Regions from separate parts of the Homo sapiens genome. Here region 1 is linked to region 2. A link is a contact called in ENCODE Hi-C data. All regions are on one chromosome and are shown on one strand. Each heading gives the region's core, a stretch centred on a gene start or an enhancer-like site at or near the end of the contact. The rest is flanking DNA. Distances are from core to core; before and after follow the strand shown.

What was found. A loop is a pair of places that touch in the nucleus more often than their neighbours do. Pooled maps may share reads with other maps.
Region 1: a pooled map shows a loop between it and region 2 (4-fold over the local background). The contact joins the promoter of NIPSNAP3B here to the promoter of ERP44 in region 2. A Hi-C loop is called at or near these places in 2 of 37 single-sample maps with no recorded cell type and 6 of 50 pooled maps.

The regions. Positions count from the first base shown.
Region 1 is chr9:104,762,610-104,769,488 of GRCh38, reverse strand. It overlaps NIPSNAP3B (nipsnap homolog 3B), which reads right to left and starts at 5,360. Exons shown (of 6, transcript NM_018376.4): 1 at 5,189-5,360; 2 at 2,954-3,164; 3 at 468-626. The coding sequence starts at 5,248. RefSeq lists silencers at 5,045-5,234, 5,432-5,631.
Region 2 is chr9:100,096,012-100,102,648 of GRCh38, reverse strand. ERP44 (endoplasmic reticulum protein 44) reads left to right here and starts at 3,649. Exons shown (of 12, transcript NM_015051.3): 1 at 3,649-3,865. The coding sequence starts at 3,809. INVS (inversin) reads right to left here and starts at 3,406. Exons shown (of 17, transcript NM_014425.5): 1 at 3,233-3,406. It also overlaps the pseudogene RN7SL75P. RefSeq lists a silencer at 3,133-3,342 and enhancers at 3,583-3,722, 3,733-3,802.

The DNA of each region.
Region 1 (6,879 bases), core at 4,111-6,610, 4.7 Mb before region 2:
CTAGAACTCTAATTCTCTTTTTTTTTTTTTTTTTTGAGACGGAGTCTCGCTCTGTCGCCCAGGCTGGAGTGCAGTGGCGAGATCTCGGCTCACTGGAAGCTCCGCCTTCTGGGTTCACGCCATTCCCCTGCCTCAGCCTCCCTAGTAGCTGGGACTACAGGCATGCACCACCACACCCAGCTAATTTTTGTATTTTTGGTAGAGATGGGGCTTCACTACGTTGACCAGGCGGATCTTGAATTCTTGACCTCAAGTGATTCGCCCGCCTCGGCCTTCCAAAGTGCTGAGATTATAGGCGTGAGCCACCGCGCCCAGTCTCTAATTCATTTTTATCTCCAGACTCATCATATATTATTATATAAAACAAAGAATTATATATTTTTTTCCTATAGAACTTTACTCTTTATAACTTTAGGTCTTTAGTATTTTACTCATTAAAACTCATAGTCTAAGAGGGAAGAACTCACCTTCTTTTGGAGGCTTTTCTAATTTGGACCATGGTATCAGGTAAGTAATTTCCGTCTCTTGTTTATCAATGCGAGCCAAATTTGGAATGATAGATTGTTCTTGCCATTCCTTACAGTTGGCTAAGGCTTTCCGAACTTCAGCTCGATGAGCAAAATTATCTATGGGAGGAAAATAGTTAAGAAAATGTTTTTTTATTTAAAATCGCCCATATTTTTACTTGAATTTTACTCAGTTCAGCAAACGTGCAAGGCCATATGGGAACCCCATGTTATTATGTCGCTGGAGATGCCAACATAAATATATGTGACAACTGCTCTCAAGTTACTCATGGTCTAAAAGGGGAGTTGAAATGTAAAAAACTAACTTAATTGACATAGAATGGGCTTTATAGGCTCTAAGACTTTCTTAGGAAGTTGTGTGAATTAGGTTCGTTATTCAATCTTTCTGTGCCTCAGTTTCTTATTCTGTGAAGAAAATAGTATAACATCTACCTCCAGTGTTGTTGTGAGGATTAAATGAATTAGTACATGAAAAGAGCTTAGAATGGTGTTTGGCACCTTAGTTAGTACTCAGTATATGTTAACGATTCTTATCAATGGAAGCATTTGATTTATAGAGAAAGACTATTTTTCCTTGGTGGTGGGTGATTAGGTCAAGGTACACTTTGAATCAAAGTTAACATAAATGAAATTAAGATGCACTTTTTAAGCCTCTTTTTTGAACAACAGCTCCCAATGAAATAGTGCTGATTCTTTTATTTCTTGTCAGTAATTCTTTTTCTCTACAACTTATTTCTCTTCTTTCTAAGTTACCCAAACAGGTATATACATTTACCAAGATATGGGCCTAGTATAGTCAGCCCTCCCTCTCCACAGGTTCTGCATCTGTGGATTCAACCAACTGCAGATTAAAAATATTTTTTAAAAATACAAGTGAAATAATATAGTATAACAACTACTTACATAGTATCTATATTGTATTAGGGATTAAAAATAATCTAGAGATGCTTTAAAGTATATGGAAGGATGTGTGTGGGTTTGATGGAAACAGTATGCTGTTTCATATAATGGACTTGAGCTGAATCTGGTATCTACAGGGGTTCCTGGTACCAACCTCCTGCAACCTCCTGCAAATACAGAGGGACAACTATAGTATATTTACTTTTAGGGCCTCCTAAGACTAATAGTAAATGAATTATATGATTTATGCTGAGGATAAGGAATAACACCTATCTTACAAGTGAATTGTAAAGACTTTACGAGCAGTTTAATGGGACACAATTAAACTTGTGGCTCACCTAACGCACATAAGTGGATTATATATGTGGTTTATCTAAAGCATATAAATGAATTATAAACACTTTATTAGCAGTTTTTTCAATGGGACATGTTTCAACTTGTGGTTTATCTAAAGCATAAATTATGTTTTAATAGGGTCTGTTTTATTATAACAGGGAAAAACTAAAGAGTTACGTCAAGCATAGAATGAACACTTTTCATATTAAATTACTTTATGACTATTAACTTTGGACACTGATCACTAAACAGTAAATGAAATTATTAAAAGTTCTTTAGGTATCCTCAAGTCCTGATGTGGACTGTTAAGAACAGACATGGAAGTAACAAACATTCTGGGGATTCTTGTTACTTGTTCTCTTTCCTCTACTAAACCAGGGGTAGGTCAGCTTCAATATGGGAAGGACTGTCTCTCATTCCTTTTCCTTACCTCCCTAGGGTAGTATGAAAGAATTCCTTGAAACTCTGGGGTACAGAAATGAAAAAAGAAGTGGTCTCTAAACATAACAGAATTATTAAATCTCAGAGTTGGGTGACGCTTAAAAGTTAACTATCATCCTTTAAAAACCTCCATTTTTATAAAGCTCCCAAATGGGTGAATTATTTCTGCAAAAATGCTGATATCCAGCCCTAGCTGTAACAATAATAAGAAAAAAAAAATTATCTTATCCTAATGACACTCCTTTACCCAAGAACTGCAATTAGGAGTCTCATAAATTTACAAAGCTTTCTCCCTTATTTAGCCAGTATTCCATCTTCGTCAATACCATATACATTAGTTACACATTTAAAACATTTTTATTAAATATACATGTCTTTTGGCAGGCCCAACGGTGATCTTAACCCACTTGAACATTTACAATTACTGCTTTAAATTTTTCATGAGCTATCTTTATAGCAAACGATTCTAACATTTTTCTGAGGATTAAAGTCTAATTCACAATTTTATGGTTTGATATATGAGACTGCATGTTTTCTCATTTATGATAACATAAGAGTTCAAGCAAGGGGTGGTTAGAGGTGTACCACTGGGAAGAAGATCTGCTAAATTTATTTTTTTGGTATTGCTTTTAAAAAGTCTTACTTAACCTGTATGTATCTATGGTAATATAGATCCAAGAACTAAGTCTTATGTTACATTTAACAGAATGAAAATCTATACTGAATACTAAAACTGGATGACTCTTTACCATACTTCCAAATATGAAACACTTTATTCGTTCTGCCTCCAAATTCTACACTCCAGAATCCAACCAATTCAGAGTAAGAGGTCCGAAGATGAATGTTTTTCTTAAGATTTTCCATGAACGCATTCATATTTGAAGGTTTAAGGTAATAAGTACGAAATTCATAGAACGTTCCATCGTATTGTCTAGGGCCCGTAGCAAAAGATGAACACACCTGAAGGAGGTAAGACAAATGTAAATATCTTGGGAAGGTACAATTACAGATTTGGTTACAACCAAATCTGAGTCTGGTACAAGGAACACACATAGACTCATTATCCATTGTTTACTTTTGTTGTCAATTCTCCATATACACTTGTTTACATAGAGATGTCAATAAAGATAACTACTCTTAATTCTGATGAATATATAGCAACTGTTTCCTAGCAGGGGTCTACCTCTAGCCATTTTTTCACGAGAATTTGCTCACAAGAAGGCTGTGGGATCATAATGATACTCCTTTACCGAAGAACTACATTTAAGACTTAGTCTCTTTAATTTACAAAGGGTTTTCCCCTGTTTAGCCAATATTCCATCTTACTCAATACCATATGTATTAGTTCCACACATTGAAAAAAATTTATTAAGTACACATGCCTTTTGGCAGGCCCAAAAATACGTTTACTAACAAAAAACTCTTGTTTTTAAAAGGTTCCTAAAAAAACAGGAAGGGCTATTCAGGTCAAAGTATTTCCTGAATCTACTGATGAAGACTACCGGTCAAAAACAGGACTGGAATGTAACTAATATAAAAGGAAGCTATAACTTATCCAATTGCATTGTACTATGGGTGTATACTGCATAAAGGCTGAAAAGGAAAAAAACTCAACAAATGAGAATTGTCTCCATCATTGTTTCTAATTACAGATGCAATATCAAGAAGTATGTACATTTAGTGCACTCAATTATACCAAGTTTATGGAACTATCCTTTAAGAACCACCCTTTGTAATAGTCATATGCCCAATGGGTAAATTTTCTGTCCTAATCTGGCCCTCTGAGCCTGAGTGAGCTTAATGTTCAGTAGCAAATGCCCTGTCAGAAATTATCCAGTCTGTCTGTATGTACGTACATGCAAATATTTATGTAAACACACGTGTATACACAGACCACTCCCGTGGCATTCTAGTTTACAAATCCATTCATTTAGGCATGGTTAGCATGTGACAATTTCCTGAGGCTCACTACCCAGAATAATCTATCGCAACAGTTTCAGTAGGCATCTTTCACTGACATATTTTTGGTTACAACATGCAAATGTCTATGTAGTTTGTGTGCATAACGTCTTAATTATAATTGTCTATCTTGAGTTCATTCATCTCCAGTATGAGTTATGCCCTTATTGCCCAAGTGTCTTAGTTTTCTTAGAAAACCCTTCTTCATACCAAAAAATACCTGCAACTATCCTTTCTTTTGATGGCCATTCTTTTTGGGTCAGTTTAATCAAATTCTGAAAATAAAAAACTGCTTAGTATCTACAGTTTAAAAATATTATTATCTCGGAAAATGGGCCAATGAGGTATTTCTAATAACTGCTTTTAAAGTTGATTTTCGGAGATTTGTATCTGGAGATGTTATCCTAAAAAAACGCAACAGCTGGCGCCACGGGGGTGTCCCGGGAGTTGTGGCATTTAGGCTAGAAACAGCTGGCATCAGGCTGGGCACAGTGGCTCATGCCTGCAATCCAGCACTTTGGGAGGCCAAGGTGGGCGGATCACGAGGTCAGGAGTTCGAGACCAGCCTGACCAACATGGTGAAACCCCCGACTCTACTAAATAGTAAACACAAAAAAAATTAGCCGGGCGTGGTGGCTGGCGCCTGTAATTCCACCTACTCCGGAGGATGAGGCAGGAGAATCGCTTGAACCCGGGAGGCGGAGGTTGCACTGAGCCGAGACTACGCCACTGCACTCCAGCCTGGGCGACAGAGCGAGACTCCGTCTCAAAAACAAAAACAAAAATCACAAAAACACTGGCATCCAGTTAGAAAACCCCTCTGACAGCGACTGCCAGCGAGACGACCCCGGCCTGTAGCCTCCTCCTTGCGCGCCAGACGGCTCCAGAGACCGCGTTAGAACTTCGGCGGCGGCGCGGGGCCCCAGGTCTGGGAGCGCCTGAGCGTGGCTCGCACGCTTCAGAAATACCCCCCGCCCCTCCCCTCCCCTCCGGCCAGGGCTCGGGCGCGCCCCCGCGGCCAGTACCTGAGGCGCGAGCGTCCGTGAGGCAAGCGCCTTGGTCAGGCCGCTTCTGAGAACGAGCATGGCGCGGCTTCGGCACTGAGAAAAGCAGCCAGCCGAGTCCTTTGTGAGACTTCTCTGAAGTCTTCCCGAGTGGAAAAAAGCGGCTCCTGGACCACTGGCGAACTCAGGCAGGGGCGGGACTCGGCGGGGTCAGCTCCACCCCGGCGCGGGAGGCGCGACAGGTCCCGCAGTTGGCGTCTTTCTCTTCGGCGCTGAGCCTCGGTCCCCCTTGGTTTCCTGAAACGTTCTTGCCCCAGACGTTAGAGGTGACAGAATTAGCTGAAGGCTGGGATCGTTCCTGCCCCACCTTTCTGGGCCCTGACCTCATTCGCTCCGATGCGCAGTTGTGTAGATTCGTAAATGTGCGGCGGTTGTGCTTGTGTTGCCCCTGGAGAAGGAAGGGGAGGTGTTCAGCGTGTGCATGTGCAGTGCTTTGCATTTAAAGTCGAGATGTTGACAGGGTTAACTTGTTTCTTTGTTTGAGACGTAGTCTTGCTCTGTCGCCCAGGCTGGAGTGCACTGGCGCGATGTCGCCTCACTGCAAGCTCCGCCTCCCGGGTTCACGCCATTCTCCTGCTTCAGCCTCCCCAGTAGCTGGGACTACAGGCGCCCGCCACCACGCCCCGCTAATTTTTGTATTTTTTAGTAGAGACGGAGTTTCACCATATTGGCCAGGCTGGGACAGGGTTAACTTTTACAGGTTGTGATAGACGTGTATTTGTAGACCAGTGAGCCTTCGCTTTTCTGCATTATCTGTCCCCATTGCCACCCCACTGTGATCTTGGAAGGCTCCTAATAAAGATTTAATTTTCCATGAGCTCAGTGGAATAGCAGCACCGAGCCTGATAGGAAAAAGTCGAAGTTAAACATAGATAGTTTGAAACTAGATCGTTCTGTAAGCCTTAAGAGCAAAACAGCCGACCTCTGGTCTAGTCCTCCCAGTCCCAGAGTACTGGTCCCCAGACTAACCACCTTCAACATTTTAAGCTGTTCTTCTAATACCTGTTTCCGTATGTTTTTTATTTTTTTGAGACAGAGTCTTGCTCTGTCGCTCAGGCTGGGGTGCAGTGGCATGATCTTGGCTCACTGCAACCTCCGCCTCCCGGTTTCAAGAGATTCTCCTGCCTCAGCCTCCTGAGTAGCTGGAATTACAGGCGCACGCCACGACACCTGGCTAATTTTTCTATTTTTAGTAGAGACGGCGTTTCACCATGTTGGGCAGGCTGGTCTTGAACTCCTGACCTCAGGTGATCCTCTCGGCTCAGCCTCCCTAAGTGCTGGGATTACAGGCACGAGCCACTGCGCCTGGCCCGTATTTTTAAATAATAGTCATTTTCTGCTATTTCTTGCATTTTCAGTTATGGAGAGTATGTGTTGCCTTCCTTCTGTGGCAGATGAGGATTTAGGTCTCACAGAAGCCACTCCCCCGGGGGCTTATCATTTGTGTTGAGAACATTCAATATCCTCCTAGCAATTTGAAACTATATATTATTAACTATAGTTATCCTGAAGTGGTATAGAGCACTAGAACTTATTCCTCCTATCTAGCTATAATTTTGTTTAACAAATCTCTCCCATCCTTGTCTTCCTCCTAATCTTTCCCATCCTCTAGAATCCTGTTATACTTTTTATTTCTGAAATCAACTTTTTTT
Region 2 (6,637 bases), core at 2,400-4,899:
CACTACAGCCTGAAACTCCTGAGTTAAGCGATCCTCCCTCCTCAGCCACCTGAATAGCTGGGACTTCAGGCATGTGCCATCACACCTGGCTAAATACTAAATTAAAAGGTATCTAGGTCTTGCCGTCATTCTCACAAAAAGTGAAATTTTTATTTGTTCTCTCCTTGGTCCACCAGGAAAATATACCTAGATAGAGGTCTTAACCATAAGATCTTACTTGGAACATCGTATCACTAAAATGAACCATATTTCAATAAGGACAATTTTGTTCTGACCGGTAGTCTCATGGAGCTTGTAAGAACCTTTTAAAAACATATGACAGGAGTTTGAGAGACCAGCCTGACCAATATGGTGAAACCCCGTCCCTACTAAAAACACAAAAATTAGCTGGGCTGTGGTGGCACACACCTGTAATCCTAGCTACTCAGGAGGCTGAGGTGGGAGAATTGCTTGAATTTGGGAGGTGGATGGAGGTTGCAGTGAGCCAAGATCATGCCACTGCACTCCAGCCTGGGCACAGAGGGAGACCCTGTCTCAAAAAAAATAAAATAAAATAAAAAATAAGTATCAGCCGCATAGGAAGATAGTGAGATCCCTATCACAAGAGTGTTTAAGAAAGCAGAGGCTGGAGAAATGCAGCAACAATTCAAACACCTGATGGGAAGGAAAGATGAATAGTTGCATCAGTGATCTTAAACATCCTTCCTAAACCCTTAAGCTGCTTTATCAAAGTTCCAAAGCTGAATGCCTACAAGGACCAGAGAGGTAACAACTGTTAGAAACGTAGGGAGTCACAGAATCACGGTAAACTCAAGCATATGTACTTATCTAAAGGGAGCAGCTGTTAATCAGCTCCAGTTAATTGCTGCCATGAGGGTAGGCAAGTCCTTTTCTGATTTCACCAAAAAGCAGGTCACGCCAATCGCTGTTACTCCTGGGGATCTGAGAGTTTTCTAAGATAAATTTATAACGGATGAGCTGGTATTTGTCTTGTCATCGACAAGGATTATTGGTTCAAATTCTGCCCTTGAGAGAACATATTAATACTTTCTTAATTATGGTAAAGCACAGCTCCTTACGTCTTTATTTTGCTGACAATTTGAGTTAAGGACTGGCAGAAAATATGGAGGAAGAGGGTGTTGTGAGACACTTCAGTCATGTCTGAGTCTAACAGTCATGTCAGAAGAACTACTGTCATATCCAGGATTATATTAAGGTTATTTGAGAGAAGCTACAAAATAGAGGTGGAGGTGAAAACATGGGAGGGGAGTAACTGCACTTGGGTTCTAGGCCCAGTTGTATTTATAATCAGCAGTGTGTCCTCAGGCTATGTCAGCTTTCTAGGTTTCTGTAAAATGCAAAAAATAATAAGGTTAGACCATGTTCACATTCGTTCATTCAACAAGCTGAGTGACAACTATGTGCTAGGCACTGTTCTAAACTCTAAGACCTGTCATTTTTCATTCTAAGTGATCAGAGTTTTAGGCACATCAGAACCACAAAAAAAGTTCTTTATACCCTTTGAAAAATACACTAAAAATGTGATCTCTGTTTTATATATATGTGTGTGTGTGTATATATTATACATATATAAATTATATATACACATATATAATATATATAATATATATACATATAATATATATATTATATATACATATATATTATATATATAATATATATTATATATATAATATATATGTATATATATTATATATATTATATATATACATATAATATATATACATATATAATATATATTATATATACATATATAATATATATATTATATATACATATATTATATATATATTATATATACATATATTATATATATTATATATACATATATTATATATATAATATATATTATATATACATATATTATATATATTATATGTACATATAATATATATATTATATGTACATATAATATATATATTATATGTACATATATAATATATATATTATATGTACATATATAATATATATATTATATATACATATATAATATATATATTATATATACATATATTATATATATTATATGTACATATATTATATATATTATATATATATACTTTTTACTTCATAATTCTTAGCACTTAGCACAGTAACAGGTATATAGCCAGTACTCAGTAGATGTTTGTTGGATGAAAGGTCACAGGCTGAGTGCTAAGTCCAAAAAGTGAGCAGGATCAAAGTTTAATTTCTTGAATAATGAGTTCATACTTACAAGTCTCTGCTCTTTTAAAATTTCCCATTTCAACTATCTTTGGGCTCTGTCAGGGGCGTGGACAAGAGATAGGAGCACTAGTCTAGGAGTTAGGCCGCCTTGGTAAGAGTATTGGCTCTATCACTGTCTAATTTTGTCACCCTGAGAAAGCCATTATGCAGGGCTCTTTTTTTTTCTTAAGAAAAAATGTATTTTTTGCCCCTTTAAGAAAATAAATCATTTTTTATAGAAAAAAGTCAAAACCACTTTGATAAAGTGCTATAAAATGCAAAGGTGTCATCATCCTTGCCTAATTATACAACAAGCCCGTGTAATAAATGCTCTAATAATTATAACCGTACAAAACTAGAGGTACTGCAGTCACACTCATAGGAAGAGTAATTCTGATTAGGACTAAAGGGTTGGTTGTTCGGGAAGTTCTCAGAGATGGTGACATTTAAGATAGCATTCCAGAGAGAGAACGGGTAAGGCCATTCCAGGCAGCAGGAAAGCTGAAGCAAAGGCGGGAGCAGGGAGAACCACAAAAGCACAGTGTGCCTCCTGGGTACTAAGCAGAGATCGCGTGGGCTCCTGGACCTCACTGAGTGTTTGCAGAAGAAGCCGCAGAGCTACCTGGGGCCAAGTTAGGATCCTCGACTGCTTTGCTAGGGAATTTCGTAATTATACTGGAGGAGCGATCCACGCCTTAGCAGCAATCACTCACACAGTTTTCCAGTTTACGACGTGCTATCCCATCCCGTACCACATCTACTCCTTACAGGAGCCCTCAGAGACAATCAGGGATAAGTCATTGACTCATTCAACTGAGGCCCCGAGTGGTGGCTCTGACTTTATAATGCAGGAATTAGAGCAGAAAGAAGAGGCAGCGGGCGAGGAGGCCAATGATGGAGGCTCAGGCCACAGCCTAGGCCAGGAAGGCCGTGAGTCTGCAGCAGGGGCCAAGGCGGTGCGGACCGAATGATCTGAGCCTCCCCAGCCAGGCCCCCTCCTACTCACCCTCGCCTCCTCCAGGACTGACGTCCCGGGGGCGGCTCCAGGAGGCGCAACCCGGACCGGGCCGCCCCTCCTGCCGGGCCGGTACACTATATCCAGCCAGGTCAGACCCCACGGCGCTGAAGCTAGCCGAGCCCCTCAAAAGGCCGCCCGAGGCTTTCGGCCGCACATCCTTCTGGGAATTGTAGTTCCCATCCTCTGAAGCACCGCGTACACCCGCCCTCCGCCCTTCTATCCCACAGGACCCCGCGCGCAGAGGACTCAGTGGACCGGGGCCGAGAGCCCAATGGGAAAGGAAGTTCTAGATGACGGACGACGTGCGGGGTGAGGCTAGTGCAGGACTACATTTCCCGAAGTGCACCGAGGTGGGCAGGACCCGGAAGTGAGGGTGTGAGAGGCCTCTCTGGAAGTTGTCCCGGGTGTTCGCCGCTGGAGCCCGGGTCGAGAGGACGAGGTGCCGCTGCCTGGAGAATCCTCCGCTGCCGTCGGCTCCCGGAGCCCAGCCCTTTCCTAACCCAACCCAACCTAGCCCAGTCCCAGCCGCCAGCGCCTGTCCCTGTCACGGACCCCAGCGTTACCATGCATCCTGCCGTCTTCCTATCCTTACCCGACCTCAGATGCTCCCTTCTGCTCCTGGTGAGTGAGGGAATGACAGACCCATCGACAAACGCACGAACGGCCTCCGGCCCTCGCCCAGGGGGAACACTGCTACTCCTGCCCCTGCTTTTCCGTCTTTTCCTGCAGTGTTTTGGAGTGCACCCTCCCCCGCTGCCCTCACTCTCGCCTGTCGGCTTCCAGGCGCGGAGTCCCCGAGGCCTGAGAAACCAGTGTCGGGGGAGAATGGGAGAATTAGCCCTGAGGGACTGATACGTAGTCACGGCGTAGGAGCTTCCCCTTCTCCCCGAAGTCCGGGGGTTTCGGTTTCGAGGGCTAGTGGACCTGGTGGTAGCTTGAATCGGAAAAGACCAAGCATAGACCTAGCGTTCCTTCCCACCCTCTCCATTTGGGAAGAGTGTGAGGTCGACAGGTGCTGGGGTTGTGTGACTCTCACTGGGTCTAGATCCCTGAAGCGGTGCCCGGGTTGGCAGATCCCTCTGTTGTGGCTTGATGCGATTGGTTGGGAACCCGGAACTGGAGACTGGTTTGGATTCCACTGGGAGAATAGAGTTTGAAGGGTGGAAGGTGTGGTTACCTGACAATCTCAGCTCAAGGCCTCCCTCAAATCTTATTGCAACGTATTTCCCCATGGAAGCAGATTTCTTCTTCATTGCGCCTTATTTGAATATGCATTCATTCCTAACTGCCTAACCTGCTCAGCATCATCCCATCTTAAAAGAATCTTTCCCTAGTCCCTCTTGCCCCAGAGTACGTCTTGAGTGTGCAGACTAATTGATCCAGGCTTCAGGTCAAATTGAGACAAAAGCGAAGGACTAAACACGTATGGCAAAATGGCTTATATTTAATTGGGCTGTTAATTATAATGTAATATTTGAAAGTACCTTAATTGTAGTAGATTTTTAGAAATTCAGATTTAAACATTAAGAACTACTTTCTTTACAATTTAAGAAACGATTTAGTGACGCATATGAAGTCACACAGCTAGTTACAGGCAGAGCTGGGATTAGAAACAAGTCTCTTGACTTCCAGTGCTTATTCCGCCATATCCCATTAAATGTTTAATATTTGTGTTTGAAATAGTTCTTTCTTTTCTTTTGTCACTTGGACCTTTTCGGAAAAAGCACTGTAAAAAACTAAATGGCATGTCAAAGTACTTTTGAGAACAAAAAGTTGTGTATAAACATTGTAATATTAAATGATAGAGTGTCTTATTGCCACTTCTTATAAGTATACAACAGTGAATGACTTCTGTATCGAGGAAAATATTCTGTATAGTGTTGTTTCTTGGTGATTTCATTATACACTGTGATACATTTTTCCTTCTAGAAGTGTTAGAATAATACCATTATTAGAGACCACTCTCTCCTTAAGAAGACTGGATACTAATCTTATCCACAAAATGGCTTGAGTTATGAATTGTGTGCACTTTTAGGAAATCAAAAAAAAAGGGCAAAAATCTTAAGATATTGTAAAGAAAAGTTGAGACACTGAACAGGCAAACTATATCAGATGCACTTTCCTCAAATGGTATGGTTTGGTTGTAAAGCTAAGTTATGAAGAAGAAATAATTTATTTTGGAATAACTCATGCTTTTTATAGAAAAACCTAATCTTGTTAAATATGAGTTTTTTCCCAAATAGAATCTAGATTTAACTAAAATCTAAGCATTTTGTATAATTATCTTTCTAAGCAAATGTAAAGGCATAAAAATCTGGAAAATATGTTAGAGAATACCTGTAGATATGAAAAGGCTGAAAAAGCCCCAGAAAAGGTTTAAACTAGAATTACAAGTCAAACTAGATTTAATTGGAATACAGTGTTTACCTAGTTTTAATACTCATATGCTAGTTAGCAAATATTTATAAAACATCTATCCTGTCTAATCGCAACTTTGAGTTGCTTACTTAACTGGTAATTCTCTCCTACTGATGGAACCTACTTACTCAGTATTCTCGCTGTCTAATAATTTGTCCTCTTTGTTCCCCCGTGTACTTTTTTCCTACTCTTCCAACTTTCTCTCTCAGACCTCAAGTTTATTCCTTCTTACATACAGATAAAGAAAAGCCAAGTTCCCATTTAGCTGAGGTCATCATTTTTTCCTTAAATGGCCTCCTCTAAAAAGCTGTATATTCTCTTACTATGATAATTTTCTTCAGGCACTTTGTACCTCAACCCTAAAGAACTAGACCTGTTCAAATTTAGTGGTGTTCATATAAGATAACAGTTGAAACATAATCCCAAACTTCTGGAGGCAAGTAGCTATCTTTTCCCTGATCTCAAAGCATTTTGGAATATATCACTCTGCCACAAAGCCTTTCTGGATGGGTAACTAAACACAAAAGCTCAATGTGATAACTTTTTTTCCTGAGCTTTTATATGTATATATATCTTTTATATATATATTTATTTGCGTCTATATAGATTTTTATTTACATATATTTAGATAGATAGATTTAATTAGCCCTTTTCTGCTTATCTTCCTATCTAAGGTGGGTTTATTCAGGGTTTTCCGCTGGGAAAATGATCAGTAAGGGGGATAGAAATCTTGCCTGTTTTTCCTGCACTGGTTGTGTACAAGTTTTGAAAAGGCGAGATAAGAGAAATAAGACTAAATTGGAAAGAAGTTGTCTCATGCACCCTAGGTAACCTCTTCTGTAGTTCAGATTTGTAGCACTGCAGTCCATTTGTTTTATTGAAGATGTGTTCTCATTAATCTCTTGATAAGTATGTTTATAGATCATAATTGTTACTAGTCGTAATTGTCCCGCATGTGAACACTTAAGGGTTTTG